2 separate regions of the Mus musculus genome follow, and region 1 is linked to region 2. Evidence: chromatin loops called from intact Hi-C (ENCODE). Cell type or tissue: gastrocnemius. All regions are shown on one strand. Each heading gives the region's core, and the rest is flanking DNA. Links, peaks and the distances in the headings are about the cores only.

Region 1 (8,000 bases), core at 1-8,000, 79 kb after region 2:
AGTTAATTAATATGTGCCTGTGTAAGTAAGTGCTGCCCAGTGTTTCAATTTCTAGAGTGACATTGAGTCACTCTTTTGGAAATGGGAACATACATGTATCTAGTGTTGATTTAAACTTAGTGCTAAAAACGAAGCTTACCACTAAGAGTGTTGGGTGGACAGAGCAGGTAAGATGGCTCTGTGAGTAGACCTGATTGCCTGAGTATAATTCCTGGAGATGGTATATCAGGTACATTCATATATATTTTTATTTTTGTTTTCTGAGGCAGGATCTCACTCTAACTGGTCTGGAACCACTATGTAGACCAGTCTAGCCTGGGACTCCCTGAGACCCTTCTGCTCTCCTTATCAGTCATAAGCATGGGAACCTTGCTTTAGTTCCTAGGGCCTGTATTTTTTAAAAAAGAACAAAAACAAAGGCAAAAGTTAATGCAGTGGTGTCCACCTGTGACCCTAACATTCCTACCGTGAGACGGGGACTGCCTGCCTAATCATATTCCCTGTGCTTCCCTTCCTACCCTAAATAGTCCCCCTTTCTGCCTTCATGTCACATGTATTTCTTTACCCTGTGTTCTTTCCTCCTATGATTTCCCTTCTACCCCATTCTCCCCCCCCCACACACACACATACAGATTCTACTGCAGTAATATCCTGCCGTTCCATCCATTTTCTTGAAATGCCATGGTTTTATTTTTCAAAAACTTTATTGTATAATTATGAGCCACGCTTTCATTACCCATTTATCTGTTAATAAGCACCTCAACTGGTTACATTTCTTAGCTATTATGAATAGTCCAGCAATAAAAATGTCTATCCAAATATCTGTGGATTGATTGGTGAATTGGAATCTTTCAAGTACATATACCCAGTATTGTAGCTGGATTATGTAGTAGCTCTTCTTTTAGTTTTTTGAGGAACTATCGTACTGACTTCAACAATTCCTGTATCAAGTTGCATTTCTACCAGGAAAGTATAAGAATTCCTTTTTACACAGGTGCTCACTAGCATTATCACTAGATTTCTTTTTTTCTTTACTATCATTATTATCATGATTGGACGAAGGCCTATGAATTGCAGTGAGATAGAGATTGAACTCAGGTCCTTAGGGTTGCATGGCAAACTCTTTACTATAACCAGCTCCAGTCATTGATTGTCTTTGTCAGTATTTGAACCAGAATGAGATGAAATCTCACAGCAGCTTTAGTTTGCTTTGTATTGATGTCTGAATACACCTTTTCAGATATTCATTGAGCATTTGTATTTCTTTTGTTTATTGTTTTTTGAGATTTGGTCTCTGTTTATAGTCCTAGCTGTCCTAGAACTCACTCTGTAAGCCAAAGCAGCCTCAAACTCCTAGAGATCTGCCTGCCTCTGCCTCAGAAGCACTGGGATTAAAGGTCTGCACCACCATCACCACCTGGCTTTGTTTTATTTTTTAATAAATGGTAATGTGTATCTTTGTGTGGGGTATGTACACATGAGTACAGGTGTTTGCAGAGACCAGGGCTATCAGAGTCTCTTGGAGCTGAAGCTTTTGTGTGTTGAGTTGCATAATACAGATGCTGGGAATTGAATTCTGGTTCTCTGGATACATGCTCTCAACCACTGGGTTCTCTCTCCAAATCAGGTCTTTTCTATGTTGCCTTGACTGTCTTGGAATTTCCTGTGTAGACCTGGACAGTCTTAAACTCACAAATATTCTCCTACTTCTGCCTCTTTAGTTGTTGGGATTAAAGGTGGATGCTACCATACCTGGCTTACAAATACATCCTGAATTTTTTGAGGGTTTTTTGTTTTTTAATTTTAGCCAGGTGGTGGTGATGGCTCACACCTTTCCAGGTCAGCCTGATCAGAGTGAATACCAGAAAAGCTAAGGCTACACAGAGATACCATGTCTTAAAATAAAATAAAATGTTACTTATATGCGTGTGCCTGCCTGTTGAGGTCAGAGGAAAGTGATAGATTCCTGGAACTGGAGTTACAGGTATTCCTGAGCCACGTATAGTGAGCTGAACAACCAAACTGCTGTCCTCTAAAGGAGCCACAAGAGCTTCTAACCACTGAGCCATCTCTCTAGCCCCCAGGCTCCTCCCTGTTATTGGGGGTAGGCTTGGTTTTGAAACTGGATCTCTCAACATAGCTCTAGCTATCCTGGAACTCACTATATGGACTAAGCTGGCCTCAAATTCAGAGAGCTGCCTTCCTCTGCCTCTTCCTCCTGTGTTCTGGGATTAAAGGTATCTGCTAGTAAACTCAGCTTCTAATTTTTTTAAAAAAACATAGTGTTTTAGTGTGGAATTAGTTCTCTCTTTCTATGACATGGGTTTCAGGGATCAGGCTCAGGTTTCCAGACTTAGCAGCAGGTGCCCTTTTCCCACTGAATGGCCTCACTAGCCTTCATCCTGTTTTCTTCGGTCAATTTTGATGTTACAGATCTTTGACCCGATTTGAATTTATTTGTATTTAGAGTAAAAGAGTCTGATCTTTTACATAGATAGTCTAAGCTAGTTTTTGAAATATCATTTGGTGAAGCTGTCTTTTTTTCAATGTATATTTTAATGCCTTTGTCAGAAATTAGGTGTCTGTACCTATATCTACAACAACCTCTTTTTTGCAGCTATTCCATCTCAAGTGCATGTGGGAAACAATAAATTTTGACTTTGGAGACTTGTTTAACTTGAATAATTATCTTTAGAAAAATCTATAAAAGAAAACAATTCCAAAGATTATCATACAACATTCTTCTGGTCTGTGTGTTTCTAGTTCATAAAAATGAGTATCTCTGCTGGGCGTGGTGGCGCACACCTTTGGTCCCAGCACTTGGGAGGCAGAGGCAGGCGGATTTCTGTGTTCGAGGCTAGCCTGGTTTACAAAGTGAGTTCCAGAACAGCCTGGGCTATACAGAGAAACCCTGTCTCGAAAAACCAAAAAAAAAAAAAAAAAAAAAAAACTTTTTAAGTTCTAAGTCTATGGATCTAATTTTAACTAAATCCAGTTATAGATACCCTATTATACTACAGTATTTTACTGTTCAAGGTCAAAGTTCCTGCTAGAAATAGAAAAACTTGCTTAAGTAAATAATTTAATATAGCTTAAAGAAAATTTATTTGGTTTGGTTTTTAGGGAGAGTCTTGCTGGGGAACCCAGGCTGACCTCGAATTAGGAATCTTCCTATTTGAGTGTCCCAGGTACTAGGATCACAAGTGTGTATCAGCTGCCATGCTTGGCCTTTGTATGGAGATCAGGAGAGAATGTAGAAAAAATAAAAGGAAGCAGCAGTAAAGCAAGCGGGTGAGTTAAGGGGAGGCTTCCAAAGGACTCCAATCGTATGAAAATCACACAGAACTTCTATTTATCAAGAATTACTAGGAACTATAGCTGTCAATACTGGCTGAGACACATTGTGGCCTATGTCTGAATAGACTGACAGTGTTTAGATTCTTGTTTCAGGACTTCATTCATACCTCCTCTTGTTTACCTCAAATGAGATGTTAAAATGCAGCCTCTGGGGGTCTGGAGAGATGGCTCTGACTGTGCTTCCAGAGGTCCTGAGTTCAATTCCCAGCAACCATATGGTGGCTCGCAACCATCTGTAATGGAATCTAATGCCCTCTTCTGGTATGTCTGAAGAGAGTGACAGTGCACTCACATATATTAAATCAATCAATCAATCAATCTTTTTTTTTTTTTAATGCAGCCTTGGGGCTGGAGAGATGGCTCAGCAGTTAAGAGCACTGATTGCTCTTCTGAAGGTTGTGAGTCTGAAGGCCCTGAGTTCAAATCCCAGCAACCACATGATGGCTCACAACCATCCGTAATGAGATCTAATGCCCTCTTCTGGGGTGTCTGAAGACAGCTACAGTGTACTTACATATAATAAATCAATAAATCTTTAAAATAAAATAAAATAAAAATGCAGCCTTTATAGAGCTGGGCATGGCATGTTGCTCACCTGAAATATCTACTCAAAAGGTAGAGGGTCGGTTGAGCCTAGGAGTTGCAGATCAGTCTGGTCAACAAAATAGGATCCCTTTCAAAAATACAAAGAAAATACTGAATCCAGTCTTAGAGAACAGTTATATCCATCAGTTGTGTGTAATGAGAGTTTTACAAAGTTCAGAGCTTAAATTTAATAATCTGAGCATCAACAAGAACAACAACAAAAAAGCATTGAGTCTGGCAGAGTTTTAGTCCAACCCTCCCTTTTTTAAGGCATTTGAAGGGGCTAGATTGGTGACCCAGCAGTTAAAAGCACTTGCCACTTTGCCTATTCTTTCAAGAGAATCCAAGTTTGGTAGTCAGCATCCATGTTGATTGGCTTACTCCGGCTAAGCCTGTCTCTAGCAGTCTGGCTCCCTCTTCTGGCCTAAACTCTGCACTACTCATACACATGCCCTTATACACAATTAAAAATAAGGTGCCCCACCCCTTTCTTTTTAAGGCAAGGTGACAGTTCCTGCCTATAAATGCCAAGCACTCAGAAGGCTGGAACAAGGTCGAGTTTGAGAGCAGTCTGGGCTATAGAGTAAGACCTTGTCTCAAACAACACCACTGACAAAATAGAATAATTTGGTTGGGTAGGTGTCAAAACACTATACTGATTGGAACTCTGCAACACTGGAGAACTTAGCACGTATGTCCTAGTGGCTAAGTTGCAGGTGGAATCAAAAGGAAGCAGTTTATTCTTTTATGCAGAAAGAAATTATATATTGTTACAATCTATCTGCTTCTCAGAAATAGTGAATGATGCTATAGCCATAACTACATATTTCCTTGAAGAAAAGTCCATTTTAGTGCGGTGATGAAGAACTTTCAACATTCTAAAATGTTAAGTTTTACAGTGTTGAAGAATCATAGAGTATAGAGTTAGAATGGGATTAATTGGGGAAAAAACTAGAGCATTTAAAGAGTATGAGTTTATGGATAAAGTAAATCAGCATGGAATATATATAACAAAAAGGCAGAAGGTGAAACTGTATAGTATGGCTCCATTCATAGAAGTAGCTTATTGCAAAGGGCTTTTGTTTTTTGTTTTGGGGGTTTGTTTGTTTGTTTTTTGTTTTGTTTTGTTTTGTTTTTTTCCAGACAGAGTTTCTCTGTTTGCCCTGACTGTCCTGGAACTCACTCTGTGCCACCACTGCCTGGCGCAAAGAGTTCTTAAAAGTACATTCTAAGCTGCTGTGAACAGAACACTAGAAAGATGATGACAATCAACTGGAAGAATTTAATTGGACTTTATTGCTTTGTTTATATCTGTTTTGGTTTATTTTGCTGATAAAGAATCCTCAGTGTGTATACACATATGAACCAATCATACTTTGCAACATTAAGTTAAATTATATATTATATAAAATATATCTATCAAATTGTTAAAATTAATAATAAGACTGAAAGTGGATTTCAAACATAGTAGCTAGTCACAAATCTATGAAATTCATTTATTCTGGTACTAGTCTTGTTCCCTGGGGCCTTCAAGTCCATTTGTAGAATGGGCATTCAAGTAGGCTAAGTACATATATTGTGCATTTCCTATGCACAAGGCTCAGAGCAAACTCTGAGGGAAGATGAGAGAGTTTATCCTAAATAAGGAGGAAGTACCAGTCTTCTCATTTCACCAGCTAAAACTGTCCTGGTAGATGAATCAAATTGATTATAATAACATTCCATAAATACTAACAGCTTTCAGTTTATTAATTGGGAAATCATTCTTTGTGGTAAATCCATGCTACTCTAAGCTTTTAAAAGTTTATCTTTTATCTAAAAATTTACACTAAGCTCTACCCCATTACTGAATCAGAATGGTGGTAGCAAATAACCACGGAAATAGTAGTTATCTGGGGCTGGAGAAATGGCTCAGTTTTTAGGAGCACTGACTGCTGTTTCAGAGAACCCAGGTTCCAGTACCAGCACCCATAAGGCAACTCACAACCACATTTGTAATTCCAATTCCAGGGAATCCAATGGCTTCTGTTTACCTCAATTACCAGGCATGTAGTAGGTGTATATACATACAGGGAAAGCATGTATACACAAAGTAAAAGTAAAATAAAACAAAATACAACAAATTTTCATTTGCAATTTTCACTAACAAGATGCTATGTGTGTGTTTTAAAAGGTTATGTTCTTCTTCCTGGGCTGTTTTGTGGTGGTGGTGGTGGTGGTGGTGGTTTCCAAGACAGGGTTTCTCTGTATAGCCCTGACTGTCCTGAAACTCACTAGGTAGACCAGGCTAGCCTTGAACTCACAGAGATCCTCCTGCCTCTGCCTCCCAAGTGTTGAGATTAAAGAAGTATGCCACCACTGCCAGCTCCTCCTTAGCTTTTGAGGTAGGGTCTCATTGTGAAGCCTAAGTAGGCCCTGAAGTACATTCTCGTTTCATCTTTTTTTTTTTTAAAGATTTATTTATTATTATATGTAAGTACACTGTAGCTGTCTTCAGATACTCCAGAAGAGGGCATCAGATTTCGTTAAGGATGGTTGTGAGCCACCATGTGGTTGCTGGGATTTGAACTTGGGACCTTCGGAAGAGCAGTCGGTGCTCTTAACCACTGAGCCATCTCGCCAGCCCTTGTTTCATCTTCTTAAATGCAAGCATTGCACGTATTTGCCACCATGCCTAGTTTACTCATTTTTTTTTTGTCAGCCACCGTTTATTGTTAATTACAGAAGAGGGCAAATTAGGCCATTAAATATGTAACTTGAAAATTAATTGAAGTAAGTTTCGAAGTGGCATGTCTTTTTCCTTTTTTTTTTTTTTTTTTTTAATTTTTTTCAGGTAGATTTTGCTATAACCAATTTTCCTTGAGGTAATATGTTTTTCTAAAGTACTTTAGCATTCTTCTAGGATAGATAGCACTGAAGATAAGCATTTTTAAAGAAACTTCTCAATAGCTAGATCAGTGTGTTGGGGGGGTTGTTATTTGCTTTTTCTTTTTTAGAATTATTTATATATATGGGTACACTGTGACTGTCTTCAGACACACCAGAAGAGGGCATCAGACCCCATTATAGATGGTCGTGAGCTACCATGTGGTTGCTGGGAATTGAACTCGGGACTTCTGGAAGAGCAGTCAGTGCTCTTAACCACTGAGCCGTCTCTCTAGCCCCAGCTAGATCATTATTAAACAAAACTTTTCATATGAAATAAACTGAATATACTTGGAACTGGAATCTTAAAATGAAAATGCAAAGAAGCAGTCTGAGGTCAGCATGCCCATGTGAGCATTTCCTGGAAGAACTCAATCAAGAACACAGAAGTATCTCTTTGATTCTGTAAACTACTATGAGAATAAGCACATGCCACATGTTAAGGGTCCAGGAGGATCACTCTAAGCCCCCACGGGTTGGAGCTAAGCCTGGGTAGGCAACATGGAGGGAAACGGTCTGGCAGAAAGTACATTCACAAACACAGCCCTTGATGCTAGCTCAGATCCCAGAAAGCCTGTTAGGCCACTTTATTCCAGAAACTCACGATAATGATGCTTTCTGCCAAACTTGACAACCTCCATTCAGGGACCCATATGATAAAAGTTGTCCTCTGACATCCACCGCACACATAAATAAATATAATTTTAAAAAACCAGAATGGTAGTGAAAGCTAGATGTTTATTTATGTCAAAATAGTACCAGCAGTTATATTAAGAGGATCTGGAAAATGCGAATTCTGCTGCTCCTTCGCCTCCTTTTCCTGCTCGGCTTCTCTTCCTATGCTGACACTCGTGTGTAGGCCTCTGGCCTAAGTGAAGCTCCCCTTTCTGCTGTAGCCCATGAGTAAGTGAGCACGTTTTGAGCTTCAGTCTGGCTCGAGGACCTCTAGACAGAATAGATGATGTGAAGTGTCAATAGGGTGAAGGGCTGTTTGCTTCATGGGGAATATCAATAACGTAGTCACACCTATATTTCCTGCACCTAAAAACTGAGACAGTAGGATTAAGAATGAGGCAGGCAAAGCTGATTTAGAAACAGAAATCTGGCAGAGTGGTGTCTGGAATGTGAGGCAT
Region 2 (10,629 bases), core at 1,489-9,488:
CATCAGACTTGTAAGGCAAGTGCCTTTCTTTGAGAAGCCATCTCACCGGCTTGAATGTTATTTTCGTATTATTACTGAATTCTACAGGCATGATGTCATGCTCGTGGTCACAAGCACTTGGGAGGCTGAAGCAAGAAGAAAGAGGCACTGTGTGCCCAGCCTGACAGTGCATTCTGGGGGTTGGGGGGGAGGGGGTGCCTGGACCTGAGCGTCTATGCATCCAAGGCACTGTTTCACCATTGAGCTATATGCTCAGCCCTGAAAGTTGAGCAGCTTGGACTAAGAACCCAGTGGATCCAGTCATCCCAGTGGACTTTTCCACGTGAGGCCAGTGCTACCCACCTGCTGAGGCTCAGCCCTGTTATCTGAGCTGTGATCCCTCACCTGGAGGTCTTTTGAATGGAGCTGCTGGGCTGGATGGTGGGTGCCTGTTCTTGTTGAGTATCATGTGTATCAATCAAAGGAATGGGCTGGTTCAGGTTCATGACATAATGTGATGTTCCGGGTTGGTTTTGGCTCTCAGCGTGGCAACATTAAGAAATACATACTTGGATTTAGCCGATGGAGCTTACCAAAAGCTTTGACTGACTGTATTCAAATTACAACCGAAGAAATTCAGATTTCAGTCTAGAGCACCTGGGCAGAGAACAGGCCATTGTCCCTCTGGCTACTGTTTCATGACTGATTCAGAAAAGGACTTCAAGCATGAGGATCCTCAAACCAAAAATGGAGATGGGCCAGAGACTAAACTGGGCTGTGAAGCAAGATCCAAACAAAACAAACAAAAATCAGGAACCATTTATATGGTTCAGTGGATAAAGAGGCTTGCCACCCAGCCTGTCTACTTAAGTCAGATCCCTGGACCCACATGGTAGATAGATCCAACTCCTTTGACAACCCCATGCAAGCTATGCCTTCTGCTTGGCCCCATAAATACACGTAGACGCACACGAATGTAATTTGCAAAACAAAACCAAAAAAAATATTAATCAGTCTGTGCACACGCCTTTAACCCCAGCACTTGGGAGGCAGAGGCAGGCAGATTTCTGAGTTTGAGGCCAGCCTGGTCTGCAGAGCAAGCTCCAGGACAGCCAGGGCTAAAGAGAAACCCTGTCTCGAAAAAACCAGAAAACAAAACATAAACACAAAACCAAAAAACTCAACACTAAACAAGCAAAACCAAAGAAAGCTAAAACACTAAGCAGTACAAACTATGCCCAAGGAGCCTAGGAGAAGGGGTGTGAATGGGCAGGAATGTACCAGGTTTCTACTGAACCCCAGGCTCTAGACCGATGAGGCACCTTGTTATATCTACTCACCTCAGAAAAGAAAGAGGGAAATGACCTCTCCAGGGTCTTGGAGCCAGAGAACATCAAACTAGGTTATTTGGATTCCTTGGGCTTCGAAGTATGCCCACAATGTATTTTACTTTTTTTAAAAAAAAGAGTTATTTATTTATATGAATAAATAGCACTGTAGCTGTCTTCAGACACACAAGAAGAGAGCATTGGGTCCCATTACAAATGCTTGTGAGCCACCATGTGGTTGCTAGGAATTGAATTTAGGACCTCTAGAAGAGCAGTCAGTGCTCCTAACTACTGAGAGCCATCTCTCCAAACCAGATATATTACTTTTTGAAAATATATTTTTAGTATTTTATGTGTGGGAGTATTGCTCTTCCTGAAGAGGCCAGAAGAGGAGGCTGGAAACTAGAACTGGAGTTCAATTTGTGAGCTGCCATGGATGTGCTGAGGATCCAACCTGTGTCCTCTGGAGGGGCAGCCAGGGCTCTCAATCACTGAGCCATCTCGTCTCTTTAGCTTATTGATCCTTCTGTCTCTATACCCGGAATGTTGGCACTACAAATATCCACTATCACACCTGGTTTATGCTTTGCTGGACATCCAACCCAGGGTTTAGTATCCACCAGCAGCTACAACCCCCAGCTCTGGAGGGTTTATGTGCATTGCAGTTTTGCCTATATGCATGCCTGTGTAATGGTGTCAGAGCCTCTGGAACTGGAGTTACAGTTGTGAGCCACCATGTGGGTGCTGGGAACCAAACCCAGGTCCTCTGGAAGAGCAACCAGTGCTGAGCCATCTCTTCAGTCCTGGTTGGTTGTTTTTAAGATTAATTTTTTAATCTTATTATTACTATTGTTGTTGTTGTTTTATTAATTTTATTATTACTTATTTTTATAAAATATTTTTATACTTTTATTATTTTGTGTGTGGGGGTGTGTAGCATGCATATATGACTGTGCACCATGTGCCTCCTTGATGCCCACAGAGGCCTCTTATGAGGGCATTGGATCCCAGGAACTGGAATTACAGACGGTTGTAAGTTGCCATGTGGACTCTGGGAATCAAACCTGGGTCCGTCAGTGTCCTTTACTGCTGCTGAGCCATCTTTCCAGGTGTTGGTTGTGCCACTGTACCCAGCTGTGTCCCATTACTGATGCCTACTGAATGATGAATAATAATTACGAGGGAATGCTGTGGAGCAACATTCTACTAGCCCTTGTGTCATGTCGCCTGGGGCATGCCAAGTCCCCAACCTTCAGGTCCTTACCTGCCTCATCTTCCTCAGAAAGGCAAAGCTCTACCTTCCGAGGCACAAAATCCAGGCAGGAAGCCATGCGGCACCAAGGTCTACACAGCCTTCTCACGCAGAGAAGACCCAAAGTCCCATCTGTGCCTCGAGCTGTCCTGAATTTGGCTCCAGCCCACTTCCCTCTGGCTTTATCTCAAGAACACTTTACCACGCCTACTCCAGTTACACACACAGGGCAACACCCACAGGGCACTGCCCTCTAAGCCTTTGACCAGGCTGTCCCCAATCATGAGGTACCAAGTTCCTAAGTTCCCTCTGCCACCAAATTCTTTACGGTCCAACTCAGACACCATCTTCTCCAAAAAGTTAGCACCTGGCTGCTTACTACCTCCTCACTGAGCACACACTCACAGGCCAAAACCTGCTGTGATCTCTGTACACTCCTTTGCTAGGGATTCTGGGTCTCTTCCCATGCTGAATTCTCTAAGGTGACAGCTCTGGCAGTAGGTCAAGGCAGAGTGTCTGGAAGGGTTGGGGTAGATGCCAGGAGACCAGTTGGGCAACTGCAGCCATCCAGACACTACAAGTCACTACAAGTGGAGACTTGGTGGCTTCCGGGCTGGGAAGCCATGTATGACAGTGTACTGTGAGAAGGGTGGGGGTAATGAGAGTGAGTGAGGGAAGAATGTGGCCTCTCCCTGGGGTGAGAGATACCAAAAACAACCCAGCATGCCTCGTTGTGGGGACAGTTCCCCTTCAGGTCTACATTTCAGCTCTCCAAGCACAGACAGTCACACACAGGTATCCTATATGTGAAGGCAGGGTTCAGGAAGAATGACATACAGATGTGTGGAAGCGCTACCTCCCCACTGAAATTCCCCAACTTCAGATAGTTCCTTACAACCACCTGGCAGGATAGGTGGGGCCTGACAGTGTGACCCAACCTGGGAAGACACTGCCCAAAAGCCAGCCCTGGCTGCCAAGAACCAAGAACCACAACTCCTCAGCCCAGCTTCTGGGTTGTCTATTGGAAGACAGGCCACTCCCTGGCATCCTCAGGGTGGAGAGGGTAGAGCCTACTCTGAGTCATCGAGCTCTTTGCCCAGGCTGAAAGTAAAAGCTACAGCTCATGCCAACGAAGGCCGCTCTCCTTGCTCTCCGGCCTCAGTTTACATCCTCTGATGAGCACTAAGCCAGAAACTCAGAGCAAGCATATAAGGCATTCTGAAGCTGATACGAAAGATCCAAAGTACCCTGTGACTAGCCCAGAGAACAATGAGATCTAAAATGGGAGCAGCCTACCACACGCCTCTACAATGGCAGAGTGTGGAATGTGGACGTTGATTCTCTAGTCAGATGCTTCTGAGAAACAGGTTAGCTATGTGAAAAAAAGAGACTTTCCTAGCTTCAAGTCCTGGCTTTGGAGCAAAGCACGGTAACAGGACTGTAATACTAGTACACGAGAGACAGAAGCAGGAAGACTGCTACAGGTTCAAAGCCAGCCTTGTCTACTTACCTACATAGCAAACTGAAGGCTAATAGGAGCTATGTAGTGAGACCTTGTTTCAAAATAAAAGAAGCCAGAAAGATGGTAAAGACACTTGCCACCAAGGCTAACAACCCCAAAATCCCTGATCTCCAGAACCCACATAGAGGAACAAACACAAATTGTTCTCTGATCGCTATATGTACATGTGGGACGCACACAAATAAATACGAAAAGTTACAAAGTCCGAGTTGCATAATGAACCAAGTGTGTAGCCTTGCTTGCTTGTGTTAGTTTTTTGTTGTTATTGTCAGGACTTTTCTGTGTTTTTAAAGATGTATTTACTTATATGTGCATATGTGTCTATATGTTGGCTGTACATGCCTGAGGCCAGAAGAGGACATCAGGAGTCCATTCTATGACTCTCCATCTCTTCCATTCAGGAAATACCTATCCCTAGACTCGGGGCTTGCATTTTTTCATGTAATTGGGAAGCTAGCAAGCTCCAGATAACCTCTTGTCTCTGCCCTCTCTTGGAGCTGGGGTAACAGGTGTGTGTGTGTGTGTGTGTGAGAGAGAGAGAGAGAGAGACAGACAGACAGACAGACAGACAGACAGAGAGATGGAGACAGAGAGAGACAGACAGACAAAGACAGACAGACAAAGACAAACAGACAGACAGACATCTGTCTTGTTATGTAGATACTGAGATCCAAACCCTGACTACATAGCAAATGTTCTTCTTTAATCACTGAGTCATCTCTCTGACCCCTTTTTTTGATTTTGTTTGTTTGTTTGTTTTGAGACAAAGTCTCACTATATGTAGCTCAGAATGGTCCTGAACTGCAAAGATCTTCCTGCCTCTCTTTAGCTTCCTTAACTATACTTTTAGTTGTCAGTTCCCTTATTCCCAAATGCAGATAATAGCACCTTTGATTGTAAAGGCTGGTTGAATTAAGAGCTAACACAACAACATGGTTGCATATACCTGCAATGCCATCGCTTGGTCGGCTGAGGCAAGAGAATCTGGAGTTCAGTATCATCCTGGCTTATAGAAACACCCTATCTCTAAAGAAGTTAATGTGAGGCTGGAGAGATGGCTCAGCAGTCAAGAGTCTGGTTGCTCTTCCAGAGGACCCAGGTTCAATTCCCAGCATCCATAAGGAGGCTCACCACCATTTGTAACTCCAGTTCCAGACTACCAAATGCTTTCTTCTGACCTCCGTATGCACCATATATATATATGTGGTGCACATACATGAATGCAGGCAAAACACCCATATACATTAAAAATCCATGTTAATGCTAATAGTGTTTGTCCACTTGTAGACACTACTAACTAGTTATGAAATATAAAAGTAATTATTTATTGTGCAGGCTTGCTGCTGGCTCTGTCAGCCAGAAGCCAGAGCAAGCATATGAGTGTGTTCAAGGCTGGTCCTTTCATCTCAACCTAAGAGAGAGGGCAGGGCACTCAAGCCCTCCAGAAGCTGTGGGAGGAGGGAACTTGAGGATGTTAGTCTTCCTTCCTGCTGTAGGCACTGATGAGAGTCATACTCAACAGTGACTATGATGGGGACTGCAGTGCAGAGAGCAGCATGTGTCCTTTGTCCCCCAAGTCCTGTCTTTAATTCTGCATGAGAGCTTTGTAGACAAGATCACAGTCAGCAGACTGGCATGTGACATGACATTTGCTCTGCAGTCCACAGCACAGCTGGCCTCTGATCTTAAGAGGATGAATTCAAGGTACTTCCTACAGAATAAAAGACCTTACATCTGCAACGGGGCTGCTCTGGGGACTCCTGTTCCTGTTTATCTCAAGAAAAGGATTATAGTTGTATCTTTCTGGACAACCTTGGTGACTTTTTGCCTCCATTGGTATCCACAATTCTTCACTTTACAGATGAGAAAACCAAGGTTCAGGGGGACAAAGAACAGTATTGAAGATAATATGGGCTGACCAAGGCTGGGTGTTTGGACTCTGGACAATGAGTCTCATTATAGCTGGATTTCGACCAGTAGAGGGCAGCAGGGCTCAGGAAGAGCAACCTTACCTGGTTACAGAAGGCCAGCCAGCCTGTGACTTGCCCTAGCATACCATTCCCCCTGGTTGTCATCAGAGGAGTGACACTTACTGCACCAATACTTTACTAAAGAAAAATACCCAATGTCCAGAGTGGTCCTGTTAGTTGCCTATTTGGTCAGTATAGAATGAACCTAGATTGAACACAGTGTTGTCCCAAACCTACAGTCCCTTTGCATTTGAATCTGAACCCTGTATGTAGCTACTCCAGACAGCTCAGGTAACCCAGACCAGTCTCGTTTGTCAGCGCAAATGAAGGAAGCAGAGGCTGAGGACCACCAGTTGGCCAGCTCCCAACCCATACCAGAATTTGAGGGAAGTTCTGGAAAAATATTGGTGTGTCTCCATCTCAGTGAGTTTTTTAGTAGACTGGTCTACACAATGCATTCCAGGCCAGCCAAGACAAACCAAAAATAGCCCCATGGTTGGCAAGCTGGCTCAGCTAATGATGTTTACTATGAAGCCTAATGCTCCAGGACCCATATAGTAGGTGAGAACCTATACCCACAAATTATGCTCTGACCTCCACTCTTCCTCCAACATGTGCCCATACACAATCAACAAATACAACTATCCTAAAATTATTGTTCATTTACTTTTTTTTTAACAGTACTAGGAATAAAACCTAGGTCCTCTAACATGCTAGGCAAGCACATTAGCCACCTTATCTTCTTGTGGAAGTCCTCCCTTGTGGATGTGGCAGCTCAGCCGTAAGGCCCAGTCCAGGATAGGAACATTAACGCCAACAGGGCAGAAAAAAGATCTAGAGAACCAACCAACCCTAGGGATTTTCTCTGACTACTACACAGACTTCTCCCGACTAATATGGTTAAATTTTTTAAAATAACCACTTTGGGTTTGGGTTTGGTAGCATAGGCCTTTAATTCAGAGATAGACGTTGATCTCTATGAACCTACCCTGGTCTAAAACAAAACACACAAACAAAACAAAATAAGAAACCCAAACAACCAAGGATCCCAGAACAAAGAGAAAACAAACACTAAATGCCTAGTGGCTGTATGACTGTCCTTCCCAGTTCTCCACAGTCAACAGGACTAAGCAAGTGACACTCTTGCAAGGGGGTGTAATCCTGGAGGAGGTTGCAACCTATAGGGCGCTAGAGTAGGGGAGGATTCACTGAGATGTAAACAAATGATAGATATGTAAATAACCCCAAGGACTCATTCACCCTTTCTCCAACCTGGTTCCTTCCTCCTGGATTAACAGGAGGCTGTCTAATTTCAAAACAGAGAACTTTATTCCAAAGAGCTAATTGGGAGCCCTGGGGCACTGTCCTGTATGGCCTGACAGTCTAGATAGAGCCCTGGATTTCTCGGCTGCTAGCACAGCTTTCCCCAAGGCCTTCCAAGAGAATTGGTTCTCTTATCAAATCCTGTCATTATCTGAAATAATTATGAGAGGTATTAAAAGCTTTCTGGAAAATATATCAGATAGCTCAGCCAGACAAACTGACTTCTATCCCCAGAAAGCCACATAGTAAAACAAGAGAACCAAAGTGTTCTCTGACTTCCACATATGCACTATGGTATTGCACACACATGCGCACATGCATGCACTCAGGACACAGTACCTGTGTGAAGATCAAAGGACAACTTGAGGTTGTCAATTCTTTTCCACTATGTGGGTTCTGGTATCAAACATGAAACTCAGTTAAGCAGACTTGGTGGTAGGCATCTTTATCCACTGAGCCTTCTTAATGTCCCAATGTTTTTGTCCTTTGAGACAGGGTTTCTGTGTTGCACTGGCTGTCCTGGAATTTGATCTGTAGACCAGTCTGGCCTCAATCTTAGAGAGCCACCTGCCTCTGCCTCCCAAGTGCTAGAACTAAAGGACTGTGCCACCATGCCCAGCTTTTAAATTGAATTATGCAAGTAGATCCAGGGGCGTACTACTACCCATCCTGGGGGGAGTGAGTCTCTCAGTGATGCAGCTGCCTGAGTCCCTCAGTCTCCTGGCTCACTAAACTACACTTGAATAGACCTGTTTCTCTGGTTTGTTTCACTATTATCTGAATGGATGCTTACATCTCAGGAAAAGTCATAACACAAGCAGCACCCTGAGCTGTTTTGATTTTTGTTTGTTTGTTTGTTTGTTTTTGTTTCTGTTTTTGAAACAGAGTCTCATGAAACCCAGTCTGACCTTACATTTCTATGTAGTTGATAGTGACCTTTAATTTATCCTCCTGCCTCTGTCTCCCCAGTGCTGGATTACAGGACTTTGCCACCAGCCACAGCTGCTTTTTAGTTATTTTAGTGAGAGAGAGGCATGCAGATGCATGTGTAGGAAACACTAGTCAGTTTTCTTCTTCCAGTATATGGGGCTGGGAATTGAACTCAAGCTTGGTAGCAGGCACCTTTGCCTACTGAGCCATTTTAACAGTCTGATGACCACATTTCAGTGTTTTTCAGATATAGAAATCTTTTTTTCTCTTCTGGTTTCCATCTGTGCCTGAGAGCTGATCCTGTGCCACAGCTCTTCATACCCAATCCCGCTGGGAGAAGAGTTGGTCTCCCAGGAGTGCTGACTCACAGTCTTACAGGAGGGACAAGCCACAGTCAGAAACAGCAAGACCACAGATAATCAGATGGTGAGAGGCAAGTGCAAGAACATAAGCAACAGAAACCAAGGCTACTTACAACCAGAACCCAATTCTCCCACTACTGCTAGCCCTGGATACCCCAACACACCAGAAAAACAAGACTCTGGTTTAAAAATCACATCTCATGATGATTGATCATAGAGGACTTTAAGAAGAACATAAATAACTCCCTTAAAGAAATATAGGAGAACACAGGTAAACAAGTATAAGCCCTTAAAGAGAAAACACAAAAATCCCTTAAAGAATTGCAGGAAAACACAACCAAACAGGTGAAGGAATTGAACAAAACCATCTAGGACCTAAAAATGGAAATAGAAACAATAAAGAAATTACAAAGGGAGATAATCTTGGAGATAGAAAACCTAAGAAAGAGATCAGGAGTCACAGACACAACCATCACCAACAGAATATAAGAGATAGAAGAGAGAATCTCAGGTGCAGAAGATACCATAGAAAACATTGACACAACAGTCAAAGAAAATGCAAAATGCAAAAGGTTCCTAACCCAAAACATCCAGGACACAATGAGAAGACCAACTAAGGGATAATAAGTATAGAAGAGAGTGAAGATTACCAACTTAAAGGGCCAAATATCCAACAAAAATTATAGAAGAAAACTTTCCTAACCTAAAGAAAGAGATGCCCATAAACATATAGAAGCCTACAGAACTCCAAACATATTGGACCAGAAAAGAAATTTCTCTCGTCACGTAATAGTCAAAACACCAAATGCACAAAGCAAATAAAGAATATTAAAAGCAGTAAGGGGAAAAGGGTCAAGTAATATATAAAGGCATACCTATCAGAATTACACCTGACTTCTCAACAGAGACTATGGAAGCTAGAAGATCCTGGGCAGATGTCATACAGACCCTAAGAGAACACAAATGCCAGCCCAGGCATTATACCTTGCAAGAGAAACCAAGGTATTCCATGACAAAACCAAATTTACACAATATCTCTCCACAAATCCAGCCCTACAAAGGAATAGATGGAAAACTCCAACACAAGGAAGGAAACTACACCCTAGAAAAATCAAGAAAGTAATCTTCTTTCAACAAACCCAAAAAGAAGAGAGCCACACAAACATAATTCCATCTCTAACAACAAAAATAACAGGAAGCAACAATCACTATTCCTTAATATCTCTTAATAAAATGGACTCAATTCCCCAGTAAAAAGACATAGACTAATAGATTGGATACATAAATAGGACCCAGTCTTTTGCTGCATACAGGAAACACACCTCAGTGACAAAAACAGACACTACCTAGGAGTAAAAGGCTGGAAAACAATTTTCCAACCAAATGGTACCAAGAAAGAAGCTGGAGTAACCATCTTAATATAGAATAAAATCAACCTTCAACTAAAAGTTATCAAAAAAGATAAGGAAGGACATTTTATACTCATCAAAGGAAAAATCTACCAAGATGAATTCTCAATTCTGAACATCTATGCTCCAAATGCAAGGGCACCAATATTCATTAAAAAAAAAATTACTAAAGCTCAAAGCACACATTGCACCTCACACAATAATAGTGGGCCCCCACTTCAACACCTGAGTCTCATCAATGGACAGATCATGGAAACAGAAACTAAACAGAGACACAGTGAAACTAACAGAAGTTATGAACTAAATAGATTTAACAGGTATCTACAGAACACTTCGTCCTAAAACAAAATATACCTTCTACTCAGCACCTCATGGTACCTTCTCCAAAACTGACCATATAATTGGTCACAAAACAGGCCTCAACAGATACAAGAAGATCGAAATAATCCCATGCTCCCTATCAGCTCACCACGGACTTAGGCTGGTATAAGTCAATAACAACAAAAACAACAGAAAGCTCACATGTACATGGAAGCTGAACAAAGCTCTACTCA

What was found. A loop is a pair of places that touch in the nucleus more often than their neighbours do. Peaks named below come from ENCODE experiments on the same cell type or tissue, not always from the same donor. Only the 100,000 strongest peaks of a DNase experiment are listed, where the experiment ranks them.
Region 1: a loop joins it to region 2, with 4 times the contacts of the local background. A loop is called at or near these places in 11 of 42 quality-filtered maps.

What each region holds. Positions count from the first base shown.
Region 1 is chr19:4,334,759-4,342,758 of GRCm38, reverse strand. All of the region lies in intron 12 of Kdm2a (lysine (K)-specific demethylase 2A), which reads left to right. Among named protein-coding and RNA genes, the nearest start is that of Grk2, 33 kb to the right of the region's middle. In gastrocnemius, for the core only: a CTCF peak has its summit at 4,365 (motif pointing left); a DNase peak (open chromatin) is centred at 4,366; H3K4me3 peaks cover 25 bases; H3K27ac peaks cover 955 bases.
Region 2 is chr19:4,412,857-4,423,485 of GRCm38, reverse strand. It overlaps Rhod (ras homolog family member D), which reads left to right. Exons shown (of 5, transcript NM_007485.5): 5 at 1-14. Among named protein-coding and RNA genes, the nearest start is that of Kdm2a, 21 kb to the right of the region's middle. In gastrocnemius, for the core only: a CTCF peak has its summit at 6,058 (motif pointing right); DNase peaks (open chromatin) are centred at 2,725, 3,043, 3,526 and 6,065; H3K27ac peaks cover 189 bases.